Regions from separate parts of the Homo sapiens genome. Here region 2 is linked to region 1. The links are chromatin loops, found by intact Hi-C in ENCODE. Cell type or tissue: psoas muscle. All regions are shown on one strand. Each heading gives the region's core, and the rest is flanking DNA. Links, peaks and the distances in the headings are about the cores only. Region 1 has its middle 74 kb from the start of TEX51. Region 2 has its middle 13 kb from the start of GYPC.

Region 1 (9,901 bases), core at 1,249-9,248:
TGGGCGGCATCAGCAGTCACAAGAACGCCTGCTTTGAAAGTGACTGTTCCTGCACTCGAGCCGCAGCTGGGTGACAGGGTGGGCGAGGTGTGAGCTTCAGAGCCGCTGTTCTGTCACCTGTAGAATGCACATTTGAAAACCATAAAGCACCCGAGAGGATGCATGGGGAGGAGAATGTGTGTGGAGGGGCCAGGCTTGGCTCAGCGTGTTCCCCCACCCCGTGTGTGTTTCCCCAGCTCAGGTGCCCCACGTGACTGCAGAGCCTGGGAGGCAGGTGACCCGGGGGAGCGGTGGAGACTCAGGGCAGTCTCAGCTAAGACCCCTCTTCAACACGCCCCTCTCGGCCTCCCCCGAGAAATGTCCCTGACGTGGCCTGGCGCAGGCCCTGCAGCACGAAGTGGGGGGCAGTGGCGGGGTGGTGCTGGCTGGGTGGGGTGTGTGGGGCTGAGCTGCGGGTGCTGGCCGCGTCTATCTCTGATAGCATCGGCGCTGTGAGCCGTGATGGGGCTGGAAATGGAATTTTCAATTAAGAGTCTCCGCGCGTCCTGGCTTGCATTACACTCTAATTACATTTCAGTCTGATGCGGCACCTCGCTGCGTGAGTCGGGCAGGGCAGGGCCAGCAGGGGCAGCTCCCCCTCTTCTGGCTGTGAGGTCTCTTCTCGCCTCCCGTCGAGCAGTCCCAGGGGTCTTCACATCTCGGCCTCTCTGGGGACTCTCTGGGGCTTGTGTCCCTGCTGGGTGGGCCTACCGGGCCTCCAAGAGTCCTGGGGTGCTACACAGACACAGGGACGCTGGCCCCTGGGCCTTTCACCAGAATTAAATTCAAATGCCTTCTGCTGGCAGAGCCCTCATGCTCTGGGATGCTCCCTACCAGGCCGTCCAGTCTAAAAGAAAAGCTGGAAGAAAGGAGGGCAGAGGTGTGGGCTTGGCCCCCCGGGCTCCGCCTCCCACAGCGAGGTCCTGTTCTCTCAGAATTTCAGCTGAGGTTGGGCTCTGCGAAACTAGCTAAAAAGCTGGCTGGGGCCCGAAAGGGCTGGCCACTGTGCCTGGGGAGCCTGCAGAGGAGACTCCAACATTTGCAGTCTTAAAAAACATACACTTTACATTGTTTTGCTACCTAAACACGCGTTAATGACCAGACAGATCCAGGCCACCTTCCAATCCCAGGAGGTGGAGCAGCTGGGAGATACTAGGCCAGAACCTGTTCCCTGAGAGTGACCTCAGGAGGCCAGGGGGAGGGCTGACCACAGCCGCCCTGGGGACTCGTGGAGGGACACCTAGGCTCCCGCTCTGGAGGCCCTGCCTGGCCTCCACTGAAGCTGCTGCCCTGCTGCACTCAGGGTAGACACAGCAGCACTGTTTTCTTGAAGGCTGGGGTTCCTATTTTTTCTTTTTTTTTTGTCTTGGGCTCTTTCTTGCTTGGGCAATTTTACTGATCACCCACTAACTTAGGAAGTTATGTAAAAGATGTACATGGTTGAACCATTCAATGATGAAAGTTCTTCCATATAGTGAATAACAGAGGGCAGAATTTAAATCCTGAAACTTGGGCACCTTCCAAACTCTACTTTTTGGTCTATTGCTCAATGTGCATGAAATCTAAATGCTTTCTATAATCCCTTTTCTTACCCTTTTTCCATTGCATATCTGACCCAAAAGAACATATTTTTTTTACTCTGTAATTATTATGTTTGTAAAACTGGCTCTAAATACATTAAATCTTTAAGGAGTCTTGGGGAACATTTTTTCTACTGTTTTTATGCACAACTTCCTTATGTTTTTGACCAAGGCAATTTTCTCTTCATTTACTGCTCCCTACATTTGTTGAAGTTTATAGTATTCAAAGCGCTCTTTCTGTTACCAAAAACACTAGGGGTTTGGTCTGGGTCCCGTTGCTCGCCAGAGATGAGTATCGCTAGGGAAGGAGGCTTTTTATTTGGGGACACCAGCCAAGAGAACGGGAATTCAGTTTCAAATCCATCTCCTCGACCTACTACTATTGGGGTTTTTAATAGCAGGGAAGGTGGGGAAACAGGACTTAGGAGGGTAAGGAAGAAATCACAATGAATGAGGGGTGGATGTTATGATCTGGTGAGTTTCAGTCCCTTGCCTGAGGGTTGGTTTCCCAGGAAGGAAGTCAAGTAAGACAATTCTTTTTTTTTTTTTTTTTGAGACAGATTCTTGCTCTGTTGCCAGGCTGGAGTGCAGTGGCGCGATCTTGGCTCACAGCAACCTCTGCCTCCCGAGTTCAAGTGATTCTCCTGCCTCAGACTCTTGAGTAGCTGGGACTACAGGTGCGCCACCACGCCCGGCTAATTTTTGTATTTTTAGTACAGACAGGGTTTCACCATGTTGGCCAGGATGGTCTCAAACTTCTGACCTCAGGCGATCTGCCTGCCTCGGCCTCCCAGAGTTCTGGCATTACTAAGTTTCAAGTTGTAAGACCAGGGAGGGTCAATTTCTATGTTTATTCAAAAAACCTGTACATATCAGGCCCATAGGACCATTGGGCCAGTTTCATTTCCAGCAGGAAGCTGCTTCCTCACGGAGGCGTCCATGGTCATGTACTGCCCGTCTCCCTTCCCCTCCACCCCTCCTCCCGCTTCAGTGGCCAGTCCTCTTACCTCCCGAGACCAGGGCTGTGGAGTCTGTGGGGGCTGTGGAGGGTTTCTGCACCCTCGTGGGGCCAGGCTGCCTGGGATCCAGGGTTGGCCCTGTGGTCCAATGTGTTGTGTGACCGTGGACAGGCCCCTTTCCCTCCCAGCCCCTTAAACTTTCCACCTGAGAAGGAGGGTTTTTGGGGGTCTGGACAGTTCCTGCATCATGAACCACCTTGTACATGATGAAAGCTACGGACTCTGCTCAGAAAAATCCCCACTTAGCCTCATTTCGTTTGGGTTTAAGGGTTCACAGACTCTGAAATCATCCAGTTAAAAACCTGTGACTAGATGGGATGGTCTTCAAGGTGTGTGGCTCTGAGGTTCTGTGTGTTTTTTTGATGCTGAGGCTGGAGCTTGAGCTTCTGAAAGCTGAGAGCAGAGAGCACACACAGCTATTCCCTAGGACTGTGAAGAAACCTGCCCCCTACTTCTCACCCCTGACCCCAGCACTGGGGCGATAGACACCCACTGTGGACAGAGGATTGGGCCCTTTGCTGCTGGGCCTTGTTGGCTGCTGCCCTGATGATGGTGTCTGGGGTGAAACTCAGTTGTCAAGGTGTCCCCCTCTGTCATATGAGGTCCAGCCATTCCCTAGGTGAATCCTTTCCTCCCTGGTGGGGGTTCCCAGGCGGTTGGATGCTGAGCCAGCCACTCCATCTGCCACCTTCTTCCTCTCTTGGGTCTGGTCAAGGGAGACTGAACACAAATGTCTCAGTCAACTGGAGCCAAGGGTCTGTGTCCTCAGGGACTTTCTGCCAATGGCTGCTCTGGAAGACTGAGACTCATCCTTCTGGACTTTGGCACCCACCTGGCCCTGTCCTGACCTCCCAGGGAGCACAGGCAGGGCCTGGGGCTGAAGCTGCCTGTAGGTCACTGCAGGGCTCTGCCTCCTGGGAAGGGTGACCCATCCAGTGAGGTGAGAATGAGTAGGCGCTGGCTGAGAGAGCCCTTTGTCTCCTTTCCCCTAACATCACCCAGAAGCCACTGCCAGGGGTACAGTCCTCACTGCTGTCCTGAGCTGGGGCCAGGGAGAGTGGCTGGGGCACGCCTCGGCTCCCAAGGTAACTAGGGCTGCTGCTTATCTAGCAGGGTCAGCCATGTACCACACAGCCTCCCCTAGAGGGAAGGACCGCATGACTTTTTGTCCAGCAGGGGAAGAAAAAGATGAAAGATGGAGAAACAGTATCAACAGTCAGGCTTGGGAGACAGGAGGGAGCCGCAGAGGATGGGCTGCTCATGTTGGGGGCTGGGGCGGGGCTGTGTGGAGCAGGGTGTGGGTGTGGAGCCAGTTTGGACTCACATGGGCCTGACTTCAAGTTGTGACTCTGCAACCTATCAGCCGGTGACTTCAGTGGGGTCTGTGCCCTTTCTGAGCCTTAGTTTCTTTATTTGTAAAGTAGGAAGATAATCATGCCTCCCTCCCAGGGTTGCTGAGGGAATTAAAGTGTCTGTAAGGCAGTGCCATGTGGTCACTGCTCTGTCAATGTTCACTTTTATTAAACTGGTGGGAAAGGCAAGGGGCTTAGGAATGGGAGTTTTGATCGCAAGCCAGCCTTTGGTACAGGGTGTGGGGTTGGGTAGGCAGGTTTACATCTCTTCATTTTGTGGTCAACAGAGGGAGAGGCAAAAGAGTACTTTTTACAATATCTAGAAAGAGGTGAAAGGAAGGACTGAAACAGATATCTGTATACCCACGTTCATAGTGCATTATTTACAATAGTCAAAGGTGGAAGCAGCCCAGGTGTCCATCGACAGATGAAGGATAAACAAAACGCAGCATGTACCTGCAGCGAATATGAACCTTGAGGACATTATGTTGAGTGAAAGAAACCAGTCACAAAATACCGTACGATTGCACTTACATGGGGTCCCCAGAATAGGCAAATTCATACAGATGGAAAGTAGAATGGTGGGTGCCAGGGGCTTGGAGGAAGGGGAAGGGGGAATTAGTGTTTTGTGGGTGCAGAGTTTCAGTTTGGAAAGAGGCAGAGTTCTGGAGACGGAAGGTGCAGATGGTTGCACAGCAATGTGAATGCGCTTAATGCCACTTCAACATGGTTAAAGTGGCAAACTTCTTGTGATGCATATTTTACTACATGAACAAACCAGACGTTACAGCTGGGTGGCATTCCCTGTGGGCGGAGGGGAGGGGCTGGCTGACCCCTTAGCTCTGGAGCCTCACTCCCGTTCCGGGACTGTCTTCATTAGGCCCTGCAAGGCCCAGTGCTGATGAAGGCAAGGCCTCTGCCTGCTGGCCGAGCCCCTGGGCAGGCGTATCTTAAGGCAGCCCCTCCAGTGCCAGCCCTGCTTCCAGCTCCTCTCCAGAAGCCCCTCATTTATTAGGAGAGTGCTTCCTGCTGTCTTCTCCAACCCCATTGGCAGCCCGGTTGAGCACCGGGGGCTGGCACTCTTGTTGACCCAGGCAGCCAGGGCTGGTACAGCCGCAGGCCCGGCCTCACAGCCGAGCTATCCTGGCAGCTGGAGGCCTCCGGGGCCAGGGGCCGGCTCCGGGTCCAGAAATAGGGCGAGCAGGTGGCGCGGGGGAGCGGGCTTGTCAGGCAGCGCTCTGAAGTACCAGCTCTGCTCCGCCAGGGGGAGATAGAGCCCCGCAGTTGGCTCCGCGGCTTGCGCGGCCGTAGCCAGAAAGCTGCTTCGGAGCTGGGGTCGGGAACCCGGCTCTGGGCCTGACCAGATTCCCCTAGCCCCCATCTGATCCCTGCAGGGCTCCCAGGCCCCGACCTGCGCTGTGCGTGGCCCTCGCCAAAACCAATGCCTCGGGTATCTATTAATATTGGCTATGAAACAAAGCAACCCCCAAACTCAGTGGCTTAAAACTACCATTTTATTCTCGCACGTTTCTACGAGTTCTTCTGATCCACGTGGTGTCGACTGGGGCTGCTGCATTTGCAGGCTCGGCTGGCTGACACCCCAGGGGGCTGATCCTCCCACTGGGCTGGCCCTCCCACGGGGCTGGTCTTCCATGAGCTGGTCCTCCCAGGGGGCTGGTCCTCCACAGGCTGGTCCTCCCACGGGGCTGGTCCTCCACAGGCTGGTCCTCCCACGGGGCTGGTCCTCCACGGGGTTGGTCCTCCCACAGGGCTGGTCTTCCACGGACTGGTCCTCCCACGGGGCTGGTCCTCCACGGGATTGGTCCTCCCACGGGGCTGGCCCTCCCGGGGCTGGCAGTGGTGCTGACTGTCGACTGGGAGCTGGCTGGGGCTCCCGACCGTAGTCAGTGCCCACGCGAGCCGCTCCTGTGGCTGTGCTCCTCCAGGGAGGACCCTAAAAGCCAGTGTTGAGGAGGGGAGAAGAGGAAGTTCCTCCGCAAGGCGAGACCCAGATAGGCACAGAGCCACTGCCGCAGACTCCTGCTGACCTCTCAGGGCCAGGCCGACCCAAGGGCAGGAAAACAGATGCCGCCTCTTGGAGAGAGGGACGAGGAATTTGGCGGCCGGCTTTAACCTTCCCTAGAGCTTGATGTCTCCGGGCCTCGGTTTCCCGTCCGCCAAATGGAGCCCTATGCTACGAGAGCTACCACTTATTCCACCAGACTTTTACAGATCTTTACAACCCCCAGGAGAGGGTCAGAGGCAGAGAGCAGGCTTCGAGGGAGCCAGGGAGGCTCTTGCTTAGGTAGCTGGCTAGGAGTTAACTTTCCCAGGGACAAAAGCCACATTCATTGGAAGCTTTTGAGGTACCAGGTTGTGTGCTTTACTTTCATTACCTTTAATCTTCAAAGTAACCCTGTAAGGTGAGTAAAATTGCCCCCATTTTATAGATGACAAAGCTGAACCCCTGTTAGTGAGTTGCAGGACTCACCCCCTTCTCCAAACCCCTGTTAATGACTTGCAGGACTCACCCCGCTAGAGAAGGGGAGAGCAGTCTCTACATTCCAGGGGGCCTTTCTCTGAGAAGCATGTGCTTCTGCCAACGCACTGCCTGCCCAGAAAGCAAAGCCCTACTGTGTTTGTAGCTCAGGAATCTTCACAGCAGGAGGACAAGGATGACTGGCATGCGAAGGGCCCTTCTGAGCCATTTATGGCAGGGAGTGGAGGAGCAGGGAGCTGGCTGGCTGGGAGGATTCTGGAAGGATGGGCTGTGTGGGAGAATCATGTGCAGTTGGGGAATGCCATCTGACTGCTGTCTCTGAAGGAAGGGCCAGACATGGGAAGATAGCACTGAATTTACAGTATGAGGGATTGGGATTCATCTCAAGATAGTGGTTGAAGAAAAAGGTTCTCCCCCGATGTTAAAGGAAAAGACCTTTATTCTGTTGGGGCATGTATAATGCAGACATAGAAGAATATACTGATATTGTAACAGAACTCACAACAGAATATACTGCTATTGTAACAGAACTCACTTATCCTTAGTAATGCCCTTTACACTGAAATTGTCCCGTTTGGGCAACTGAAAAATGAGTATGACCATTGCCTGCTGTCGGGGGCAGGGCATTGCCACAGCAGAATTGGAGAGCCAAAAACTCAAATTCTCAGGTATGACATGACAAATAGGAAGAAATGTGATCAGTCAGAAACAGTTTCTCCTCAAGCTCTGTTGCTCAGAGATAACCACTGATGTCACTTGCATAGTTTTTGATGTTTTCTGCGTGCAGGAATTTTTCACAGGGCTGTATGCAGCCTACCTGGATGTATAATATTGCCTCTTGTGTTTCTGTCTCTTTTCTTTATTTAACATTATAGACCTTTTCATCATGATGTAAACCTCACAGTTACTTTGTGATGTGGACAATTTTTCTTCCATTCTATTAATGAAAACTGGAGTCTCAGAGAGGTCCTGCAGTTTGCGCAAGATCCCACAGCTAGTGAACAGCAGATTTGAGACACACGTCTAGGTCTCTGATGGACTGAACTCCTTCTGCTCTGCCAGCTGCTTCCTATAATCCGGGGCACCCCTGTCGGCCTGGTGTTTGGAGGCAGGTGGGGAGAGGGTAGACCCCCAAGGGCTTTCCATTTGCTCACATGCTTGAGTTGTGTGGACCAGGTATTAATGGATTCTCTGTGTATCTTAGGTTGTTTGCAGTGAATGGGCTGCCTGTTCTTTGGTTCCAGCTTAGTTTAGAAATGTGGTAGCTATTATATTGGGCCACCCAGCAGGGACCTCCCTTTTCTTCCTTTTTTGGGTAAGATACCTGGTCCTCAGGTCTTCTGCAGATCACAGGGATTGGCACGAGTTTTTCCCCAGGATTTTTCTCCTGTTGGTAGTGGAAAGACTGTCTCTTCCCATGGGGTCGCAGTCCTGGAAGAATGTGACTCTGGGTTGCCAGCAGAATGGCTCACCAAGGGCATGACCTGCATCCTGGATTCAGTTGTGTGGGATGCCATCAACCCCACTCCCACCCCATCCTTCTCAGTTATATGACTGAGCACATCCTTTTGTGATGGAACAAGTCAGTGCGGGGTTTTTGTCACGTGCAATCAAGGGTCTTGAACAGAACAGGAGTCATTCATTATAACCAACAGCAACTTACTCAAACTAACTCATGTATAAAAGTTTGTGTGTGTGTGTGTGTGTGTGTGTGAGTACGTAGGGAATTCTTTTGGCATTGAGGAACAGGACATACAACTTGACCTTGTGAGAAATGGGGAGTCAGGAGGGAGTTCCTCAGGCCATCTTTCCTCCTCTGTTCCTTTGGGGTCTCAGTTTCACCACTGCATCCCTCTGGGTTTCTGCTCCACTCATCTATTTTCCTCTGTAGACTGGCTGGTCTGTGACTTGTTGGATGCTCTGGTACCTAAGCTCATCTGTGGCTTTGGACAGCCTTGGTGCCCACGATGGTCCTGATCCTCAAGGTCTGCATCTCAGCCACACCTGCAGGATCTCCTGGTGTGCTGTGCTAATTACATGGACCCAGGAGGAAAGCAAAAATGCATATCTAGTCCTGGGTCAATCATCTGTGGACAGAAGCATGAGGTCATGGGTATAGTCACGGTTCCATAGACCACCTCTTCAGCAAAGGCCATGGGTGGAGCATTTTCTCTTAGTGGGAATGATAGGGAGGCAGCCATGGCATGCCTGGTGCAGAGTGGCTGACACTGGTTGTCCCAGATTCCCCTGTGGTCAGAGGTCCCGTGGCCTTCAGTGGTCTGAGTCATCCTGCCATGCTTCCTCATGCCATAAGGGAGACCCTCACCATCTAGTTCCCATCCTCGCGCTTTCATCCTAGTGACTGGAATCCTCCCCTACATGCCACTCTTCCCACACTTCCATCCACCACCATGACTGAGTGGATTCTCCCCAGCAGGTGCCACACTGTGTGGCTTTGCCCTCCTGCTGGTCTCTCTGACCCAGCACTGCTTCTGTCTTTGATAGCCAGAAAGATCCAGCTCAGCTGCCCACTTCCCATGATAACCTTTCTTGATTTCAAAACTTTCCTCTCTCTGCTCCCTAGTCTCTCCTTGCTTCCTCTAGTAGAGTATTCATTACAGTGAGTTATAATAACGTTTTTCTTTTGTCTGTCTCCCACACTAGGCAGTAATTTAGTATGATGTAATGGGAAGACTTTGGCATAAAAAAATCCTGAGTTCAAATTATGACCCAGTTATACTACACATTAGCCGTATGTCTATGATGAGTGATTCAACCTTTTTGAGTGTTAATTCCTAATTTGCAAAATACAGACAATAATGGTGCCCACCTCATAGGCCTATTGTGAATACTAAATAAGATAAATATATAAAGTGAGTTGCATTGTGCCTTTATTGAAGGCAGGGACAATGCTTAACTCATCTTTTCTTCCTCAGTGCCAAGCATGGGGACTATCATATAGGAGACTTTGTACAACTTTGTTGAATGGATGAATGTTTAATTCAAAGAATAAAGAAGCTCTAAGAATGGACTGTTGAATACTGGGATAAAAGGGGATGCTTTGAGGCATATACTAAAAGAGATTGGGAGGTGTCTGTTAGTTGAGAATTCATGATGCATAAGACACCTCATCCCCTAACCTTTCCTAGGCCCATGGAGGTCTATGGTTGCCAACAAAGGAAGGATGGTCACAAAGGAGTTGGTAGGATCAGACTTATCTGTATTGTCTTTGGCTGCATAACAATAGTACCACAAACTTCATAGCTTAAAATATCACCCATTTATTATCTCATAGTTTCTATGGGTTAGGATTCTGGGCACTCTTTAACTGGATTTCTGTAAGACTGCAATCAAGGTATTGACCATGGCTGGGGTCTCATCAGTTCCCTGGAAGCTGCTGGACTAAGAGCC
Region 2 (9,901 bases), core at 952-8,951, 330 kb after region 1:
CTGCCTTCTCTCCCCGAGCCTGCACCGATGGCCTCATAAGGAGTTCCCTAGGATCAGTTGACAGAGGAAGAGAAGACTAAGGCCTGGTTCACAGATGGTTCTGCATGATATGCAGGCACCACCCAAAAGTGGACAGCTGTAGCACTACAGCCCCTTTCTAGGACATCCCTGAAGGACAGCAGTGAAGGGAAATCTTCCCAGTGGGCAGAACTTCAAGCAGTACACCTGGTTGTGCACTTTGCATGAAAGGAGAAATGGTCAGATGTGTGATTACATACTGATTCATGGGCCATAGCCAAAGGTTTGGCTGGATGGTCAGGAATTTGGAAGAAACATGATTGGAAAATTGGTGACAAAGAAATTTGGGGAAGAGGTATGTGGATGGACCTCTCTGAGTGTTCAAAAACTGTGAAGATATTTGTATCCAATGTGAGTGCTCACCAATGGGTGACCTCAGCAGAGGAGAAGTTTAATAATCAAGTGGATAGGATGACTCATTCTGTGGACTCCACTCAGACTCTTTCCCCAGCCATCCCTGTCATTGCCCAATGGGCCCATGAACAAACTGGCCATGGTGGCAGGGATGGAAGTTACGCATGGGTTCAGCAACATGGACTTCCATTCACCAAGGCTGACATGGCTATAGCCACTGCTGAGTGCCCAATTTGCCAGCAGCAGAGATGAACACTGAGCCCTCTACATGGCACCATTCTTTGGGGTGATTAGCCAGCTACCTGGTAGCAGGTTGATTATATTGCACCTCTTCCCATCATGGAAAGGGCAGAAATTTGTCCTCACTGAAACAGACACTCCAGATATGGGTTAGCCTGTCCTGAATGCAATGCTTCTGCCAAGACTACCATCCGTGGACTCACAGAATGCCTTATCCACAGTCATGGTATTCCACATAGCATTGGCTCTGACCAAGGCACTCATGTTACAGCTAAAGAAGTGTAGCAGTGGGCTCATGCTCATGGAATTCACTGGTCTTACTATGTTCCCCATCATCTTGAAGCAGCTGGATTGATAGAATGGTAGAATGGCCTTTTGAAGTCACAATTACAACGCCAACTAGGAGACAATACTTTGCAGGGCTGGGGCAAAGTTCTCCAGAAGGCCATGTATGCTCTGCATCAGCATCCAATATATGGTACTGTTTCTCCCATAGCCAAGATTCACAGGTCCAGGAATCACGGGGTGAAAATGGAAATGGCATCACTTACCATCACCCCTCAAAATTTTTGCTTCCTGTTCCCATGACATTACATTCTGCTGCTAGAGGTCTTAGTTCCAGAGGGAGGAACAGTGCCACCAGGAGACACAAGAACAATTCCATTAAACTGGAAGTTAAGATCGCCACCTGGACACTTTGGGATCCTCCTACCTTTAAGTCAACAGGCTAAGAAGGGAGTTACTGTGTTGGCTAGGGTGATTGACCCGGACTACTAAGATGAAATCAGTCTACTACTCCACAATGGAGGTATGGGAAAGTGTGCATGGAATACAAGAGATCCATTAGCGTGTCTTAGTATTACCGTGCCCTGTGATCAAGGTCAATGGGAAACTACAACAGCTCAATTCAGGCAGGACTACAGATGGCCCAGACCCCTCAGGAATGAAGGTTTGGGTTACTCCACCAGGAAAAATAACAAAACCTGCTGAGGTGTTTGTTAAAGGCAAAGGGAATACAGAATAGGTAGTAGAAGAAGGTAGTCATCTATACCAGCTATGACCACATGACCAGCTGCAGAAACCAGGACTGTAATTGTCATGAATATTTCCTCATTCTTTTGCTAAAAACATGTTTGTGTTTGTATACACTTGTACTAAGAAAATATATTCATTTTAATTCTTTTTCTTTTATCATGTGACATAAGATTTATTGACTTCATATCAACATTTAAGTATTGTTAACTTTATGTAATAGTATTTGGGTTGGGGATTGGTGCGTTTCCAGTTGTGCAAAGGATAGTTGTATTATGTTAGATGTAAATATGACCTTATGATTGTCTTTATTTGGAGATTATGTATGATCTCAGGAGATGTGTATGGGTTCAAGTTGACTAGGGGTGAACTTGTGATGGTTAATACTGAGTGTCAACTTGATTGGATTGAGGCATAAAAAGTATTAATTCTGGGTGTGTCTGTGTGGGTGTTGCCGAAAGAGAGTAACATTTGAGTCAGTGGGCTGGGGAAAGCAGATCACCCTTAATCTGGTGGACACAATCTAATCAGCTTCCAACGAATGTAAAGCAGGCATAAAAACATAAAAAGGAGAGGCAGGCATAAAAACATAAAAAGGAGAGACAGGCCTAGCCTCCCAGCCTGCATCTTTCACCCCTGCTGGATGCCTCCTGCCCTTGAACATCAGACTCCAAGTTCTTCAGTTTTGGGACTGGCTCTCCTTGCTCCTCAGCTTGCAGAGAGCCTATTGAGCCTATTGTGGGACCTTGTGATCGTGTAAGTTAATACTTAATAAACTTCTCTCTCTCTCTCTCTCTCTCTCTCTCTCTCTCTCTCTATATATATATATATATATATATATATATATTCTATTAATTCTGTCCCTCTAAGAGAACCCTGACTAATAGAGAAGGAGTGGAAGGAGTGGCAAATGTTTTTCTTTTTGATTTATGTGAACCTTTTATACAAAAAAGGAAACATCACCTTTTCATGTGTATTGCAAATATCTTCTCTTTTGGCCTTTTTCTGGTTCTTTCAATTAATGCAGAAACATAGGTTGATTTACATGATTGGCAAGTTGGTAGCTTTTAAGAAAACCCAAGTCCAGCTATGCATATTTTATGATGGATGTGGACAAGAAGGAGAAGTTTATTTTGTTCATGCTGCCACAGGCTCCTTCTAAAGGAGTGGACAGTAAGAGGAGGGGACCAGAGAGGGTGGGGACAGAGAGACAGCCTTGTACCTGATCTAGACACCAAGAGATTAGTGGCTACAAGCTCCCAGCCTTGACTGGGAACCTATCCTCCTCTTTCTCAGCAGAATGTTCTTTCTGAGAATTCACTAATGGGGTGGTTTGGAGGCTCAGATGAGTGCCTCCAGGCAAGGGAGGAGACCTTATCATGCCTGCTCAGACTGAGCTGATAGATCCTCTTTCTTTTAGAAGTTGCTAAAGGCTGGCTGTCACCATGCAAGGCAGATAGATGGGAAACCACCATAGGGGCCAAGAGAAAACTCCCTTGCCCTCTGAAAGTTCACTGAAAAATTAACTCGTAAAGGGCAGATTAGCTGGAGAAAAGGTCTACAAGTTTATTTTAACATGCATAGCATAGGAGCATTGTAGAATAATTACCCAATTAACCAATGGGGTACTTCTATATCCTTCTTCTTAGGAGAAGGAGAAATGGGGAAGTGTATTAGTCCATTCTCACATTGCTATAAAGAACTACCTGAGACTGGAGCATTTATAAAGAAAAGAGGCTTCATTGACTCTCAGTTCTGCAGCCTGTACAGGAAGCATGGCTGGGGCTTACAATCATGGCAGAAAGGGAAGCAGGCCTGTCTTACATGACTGAAGAAGGAGGAAGAGAGAGAAAGGGGAGGTGCTACACACTTTTAAACAACGAGAACTCCTGAGAACTCTATCACAAGAACAGCAAGGGGGAGGTCCACCTCTGTGATTCAGTCACCTCCCACCAGGGCACTCATCCAACACTGGGATTACAATTCGACATGTGATTTGGGTGGGGACACAAATCCAAACCATATTAGGAAGTTTGGGTAATTTTAGGAGAGTAATAAGTGACTTTTAGGGAAATTCAATGGGCTTGAAGAACATACAATGGCTTGTGACAAACTGTTGTGCCTAAAGAACAGACCATGGTTTGTGACAAAAGTCTGCCCAGGTGCGTTGACAGACTTCAGACTTTCTTCCTGACATGTGAGTTCAGTTAATGAAAGCCCAGGGAAGGGACCAGGGATCATGTTTTCTTCTTAGGAAGGTCCAGACTTTAGACAGATTAGGGAACTTCAGAGAACAACTTCATCCTGGGCTTTGGGAGAGACAGAGGATTAACACCCAGGAGGTGTTGGTGGGGAGCTGAGAAAGGGGAAAGCCAGACAGACTTTGAGGATTCTTCAGTTCAGCATGTCAAAGGGCCATATTTTGAGGTATTGATTTCTGAGCCCCAACAGCACCCAAGCATTGTGTGAGGCTGTGGGAGCTGTAGTCTACTCCCCTGACTTACAGCAGCACCTCATTCAAGGGTAGATCTTTCAGCATCCAGAATGGCCCCCTTCTGGAAGCTTCCTAATGGGCATCTCTAAGAGAACAGGAAGAGCATAAAAACTCAATGGGAACACTGGGTGGTCTGGGGTGGGCTGAGGCGATGCATAGGCCAGCCTCAACTGCTGGTGTGCACTCTAAAAGCCGATGTCTATGGACTGGGGTTGAGAAAAGTTGGGAAGCTTCAGACTGAGGGGAGAAAAAAGAAAGAGCCCAGAGAAACGTGAGGAGGAGCTTGAATTTCTAGCAAGTCAGTGAAAAAAGGAGGCAACACATAGGCAACCTGGGTGGTTCAGATGCTCCAGGAAGTGTGTATTTTTCCCTAAAAATGCATGGCAGCAGGCACAGGATTATAGGACCCATTTCCTGAGCATATGAGTATTATTAACTGTCACAGCTAATTGTCACAACAGGTGGTGCTTTGTTTTTGTTTATTTTCCTGTTCACTCTTCATTTGACAGAAGCTGAGGACCAGAGGAGTGACTCTCGCACAGCGGCTCGGTGCCTGAGCTGGAATTCCAACCAGGGCTGTCGCCCTCTAAAGCCCTGCCATGGCAGTGCTGCCAGCTCACTCTCCTTGGGCTCCCTTCCCACCTCCCACATCCCCATGTCCCCATGGACTCCTGGTGCCACGGCACAGCTGCATGGGGGTGATTCATGCTGGACACCTGAGACACAAGGAGAGGAGGCAGGGAGCTGCCGAAAGAGGTTCAGTTAAAAACTTCCAACAATGAGGGAGTGAGTTACCAACTTTCAGGAAGCCTTGTTTGGGTCCCAGCCCTTTTCCCTTTGGGTATAATTTGTTGGTATGACACTGAACTAACACATTGCATCTCGAGCTGCTCCCTGCTGAGCTCTGGAGCCCACTAAGGGATGAAAGCAGCTCCTCCTTAGGCCTTTTGTTGTGGCTTTTTCTCTTTTTGGCCAACAGGAGACAGGAATTTGGGAATTATGCAGATGGGGTCTCTCAGAATCTAGCCCTGTGAAGAATAGGTGAAAAGTCTGTCTGGGCATGGTGTCCTGGATAGTCGTCTGGACATGGTATCCTGGGTGTGGAGACTTAGTTTCTTTCTCTGCAGTAAGAATTCACCTTCTTTTGTTAATGTAGATACCAGGGAGGGGATTCATGACAATTGAATTTCTTTTGGAGAAACTTCCCAAGGAAAACTTCAGAGAAAGCCCCTCCACGTGCTTTGGGAGAGAAATAGGATCCAGAGACAGGGGGCAGGGGGAGAGTCAGAGAGACCTTGGTTCTGAGACTGCTCCTTAGTTCAAAGCACTCAGTGCGTCCAAGCACCACACCTTGGGGTATTATTTTCTGAGCCCCAACAGCTACCAAGAAGTGGGAACAGAATGGTAATGATGTTTGCCACAATTTTGCTATAAGCTTTGCTAGGTAACCTCATTAAATTTCCAGAATGGTCTCACAAGCAAGGACAGAGCAGGATTTAGAATGTGGCAGATGTGGCCTCTCGTTCCTGGTTCGCCACCTACCGCTTTGCTTAGTGACTTTGCCCCCACGTAGGTTAATGACATCTGTGTCTGACGTGCTCTGGAGGGTTGAGGCAGGCTCTCCTGGGAGGTTTGCAGCTTCATTAATGATGATAAAGACAAAGGCTTCATAACGCTATAGAAAAAACTAGAAAATACCATGTGAAATAAACACACATGCGTGGATTAGCTGTGCCATGACCACATCCAGATATAACTACTTCCACCCACAGGTAGGAATGGTCATACCAAGGCCATGGGATATGGGTGACTGTTTATTTCTTAACTGTTTTTTTCTCATTTATAAGTTCCTTTGAGTATTTGGCTCAAGTTCATAGATTTAGCATGTTTTGTACTCTCTCCCTCTGGGGAGCCCATTCCAATTGTATAAAGGAATACTGGAAGAAATAAGCTTGCGAGCTGCACAGGGGTTCCTCCAGCCACCTGTGAGATTTTGGGAATTCCTGGCTGCTGGATGGGGTGTGGGAGTGTGCTGAGGGGGAGGCAACAGAGAGCTGGGGACTGCAGCCCAAAGGAAGCCCAGAGGAAGGGTGTGTGTGCGTGCGGGGTGCGGGGGTCTTAGACTGCCAGAGCCACAGGGGTCTGGGCTCAGAGATGGCTGGTTGGAGGGTGGGGGTCTGAACTAGGGATGAAGACAAGGGTTGAAGGTCTCTGCTTGCAGTAGGAGCATGTATATCCTCCCCACTTCCCCACTTCTGGGTACAAAATGTCAGGCAGGCCACAAAAGTTTATCCACAGGGACAAAAAAGTGTGGATGTCTCTAAGAAACTGTAAGAAAGCCACTAGTGTGGGAAGTGAATGCCTCCTGATGTAGTTTGGATGTATGCCTTGCCCACATCTCATATTGAAACATAATCCCCAATGTTAGACGTGGGGCCTGGGGACAGGTGATAGGATTATTGGGTGGGTTTCTCATGGGTTTAGTACCATTGCTCTTGGTACTGTTCTCAAGATAGTGAGTGAGTTATCCTAAGATCTCATTCTTTAGAAGTGTGTGGCACCTTCCCATTCTCTCTCTTGCTCCAGCTTTATTTTATTTATTTATTTTTGAGACAGAGTCTCGCTTTATCACCCAGGCTGGAGTGCAGTGGCACGAACTCAGCTCACTGCAACCTCTGCCTGCCAGGTTCAAGCAATTCTCCTGCCTTAACCTCCTGAGTAGCTGGGATTACAGATGTGTGCCACCATGCCTGGCTAATTTTTTGTGTTTTCGGTAGAGATGGGATTTCCTCATTTTGGCCAGGCCGGTCTTGAGCTCCTGACTTCAAGTATTCTGCTCACCTCGGCCTCAGAAAGTACTGGAATTACAGGCTTGAGCCATCACGCCCGGCTTCGCTCCTGCTTTTGCCATGTGACGTGCCTGCTCCCACTTTGCATTCTGCCATGATGTCTCAAAAATAAAAATAAAAGTTTAAAAAAATTGGAAGTTAAAGCTAAAGAAAATCTTCTAGACTAAGAGAAAAACAAGATAAAACACTATAGAAAAAATGATAGATAATATAAGGACCTCCAAGTAATATGAACTTCCCAAAGAGAGAACAGAAAAAATGAAGGGAGAGAGTTATATATATATAACTGCAGATATATAACTATATATACATATCATTCTATATACCTAAGTATATATATCTATAGGTATAACTATATATGTGATGTGTATATATATGAAGAAGACAAACAAGAATGAAGAGAAGAAACAGAAGAAAATATCTCAGAGCTAATGAAAGATAGTCTTCAGACTGAAATGGCTGAATTTAAAGACTACATCTATCTATATCTGTATCTATCTATCTATATATACACACACACAACACACATATACATAATATAATTACAGAACAAATATTTTAAAGAGAAAGGTTTTAAAAGCTTCACAAATGACGTGGGTAGAGAGAGAGAGAGGCTTCTACAGCAAATAAAGTCACACACTGGCCTTAGAACTCACATCAATAATGCAGAAGCTAGCAGACAACAGATCAGTGCTTTCAAAGTTCAGGTGGAGATGTCTTTGAACCTTAAATCTTATACTTGGCTAAAAGATCAATTGACTGTGAGAGAAAATAAAGACATCTTTGGAGATTTAAAGACTGAAAAAGTTTTTTACACAGAAGAAAGCTGTTGGAAAAGAAAATCTATTAGAGCAGGGAGAATGGCAAGGAGAAGAGCCCCGGGATCGGGCCACAGTGGTGTGCCTGGAGGGCGGTGGAGGGACCCACAGGGTTTCATTTTAGTTCTGGAGAATGGCAAACTTCTGGAGGGACAACGCTGCAGAAAAAAATGAAAAGGAGGCTCCACAGGAGAAACAGGGTGATTGAATGGCTGGAGACACCTGAAAACGTGGTGAGAATGCATACTTTGTTTTTCCACAAGGAAAAATGTTGGCCGAAACCCCAGAAAACAAAAAGCTGTACAAATAAGCCATGGGCCAAATCTGAAGCTATAACTAAAGTACAGCATCACTTTGGGCCACTGATGGAGTGTGAGGAACGTTAATCCATTGCAGCCCCAGGCTGGGGGCACTTTCCCTGGGGAAGTACAGGGGCCAAGAAGTGGAACCCCAAAAACAGGAGACAAGCCTCTCACCCCACTTGGCTCTGCAGTGGCAAAATCGGATACGATTACTTGTTGTCACTTCGTTGGTATTCCGGTTTAGAATGAGCCTATAGAAAAACACACACACACACTGAAGATAATCAGGGTCACTGAATTGAATGTGATTTTTGGTGAGATTGAAATTGTGCAAGTCCAGGCCTATCAGTGGCAAGTAGGAGGAGGAGGTGAGAAGTGGAGGGAAGGGAGAGGATGCTGACGGTCTACTTTGCACAGGGAGGTTGAGAGGCAGATGACATTGGATCACAGAGGAACACGTGCTTTACCATATTGTTTAAAGTTGCAGAGAAAATCAACTCAGGGGAGAACCAAATGTAATTATAAAAGTGTCCAGTATTTGGAGAAAGCAATGAAAAATGATGTGGAGAGTGATGTCAAAGTGTTGAACTGCCATCCTTCGTATGCGAGGTGAGTCAGCAGCATCCTGAAGTGACAAAGATGATGGGCACACTCAAAGAGGTTAACGAGGCACAGAGTATTTTGAGGGGAACTCATTTCAGAGCTGTGGGCTGGGTTAAGGGCCTCTCATCCCAGCACAAGCACCACCCTTAGGTCTTAAGGGACAGGAGACGAATGTTGTTACTGGAGCTGGGCCAGGTGGGGGCCTTGGGTGAGGGGCCTCCCCTCCCCTGTTGCTTTATCGGAGCATAGCACTGCAGAAGCACAGAGGGAGGTTGGGGCAGGTGGGGCCCACTCTGGCCTAACCTACCTGCATGTTCTGCTGATGAAGCCCTTGCAGTCTGCCCCCATCTCCTGGGCACAGAGTAGGGGAGAATGAATCTAGGTTGGGTAAATGAAGAATTACCTGCATGAAAGCCAATAGACATTGTTTGAAGCTGGTGAGTCCAAAACTAGGATAATAAGCATATTATCTAGAAAAATGAAGTAACCCGTTGGAAACCTATAATCAAAGATGGTGAAAGGGCTTTTGGAGAGCAGGGCTGTGGGTAGGGTGTATGTGGGAGAGGATTGCTTTTCAAACAAAAGCTCTCTGTACTATTTGAATTATTTTTTTAATTCTTGAAGAAAACTTGTAAACCACAGGGAAAGCATACGATATCAAAAACATCTCAACTGGCTGAGAAAATGGACTTGATTTAGTAAGACGAAATTTAGCAGCAATTCATTTAAATGAATGACCTTTTTTCCAAAAAAAGGCACGTGGACAGTACAAAGAAATGACTCAGATAGGCCTCCCAGCTTCAACTCTGCCTACGGCATGGTTAAGTGATGCATTGGGGATGCCCACAGCTTTGTGATCTCCTTAAAGAACCGACCCTGCTTCCCCATTGCACGTGAAAAGCAATTCCAGAGGCTATAAGTAGAAATGATAACCTACCTTCTCCCAGTACACCATCAAGCCAATACCATTGTCAATATCCCTGCTTACTGGAGTCACCACCCAAAGTTCCAAGTTTCCCAGTCTCTTCTTAAGGCCCTTCATGGAAATCCATCTCCCATTACTCCTACTCCTCCAAACCCTTCCACCAGGTGCCCTGGAATTCACAGTCTTGTCAAAAACTTTCTCTGTGT

The links. Peaks named below come from ENCODE experiments on the same cell type or tissue, not always from the same donor. Only the 100,000 strongest peaks of a DNase experiment are listed, where the experiment ranks them.
Region 2: it touches region 1 in a loop (4-fold over the local background); 2 of 110 quality-filtered maps call a loop at or near these places.

The regions. Positions count from the first base shown.
Region 1 is chr2:126,967,533-126,977,433 of GRCh38, reverse strand. No RefSeq gene overlaps it. Among named protein-coding and RNA genes, the nearest start is that of TEX51, 74 kb to the right of the region's middle. RefSeq lists an enhancer at 5,502-6,469. In psoas muscle, for the core only: a CTCF peak has its summit at 5,244 (motif pointing right); DNase peaks (open chromatin) are centred at 5,233, 5,623 and 5,723; H3K4me3 peaks cover 1,245 bases; H3K27ac peaks cover 709 bases.
Region 2 is chr2:126,638,591-126,648,491 of GRCh38, reverse strand. No RefSeq gene overlaps it. Among named protein-coding and RNA genes, the nearest start is that of GYPC, 13 kb to the left of the region's middle. RefSeq lists a cis regulatory region at 2,708-3,371 and enhancers at 3,547-3,646, 3,727-3,776. In psoas muscle, for the core only: a CTCF peak has its summit at 4,777; a DNase peak (open chromatin) is centred at 4,811.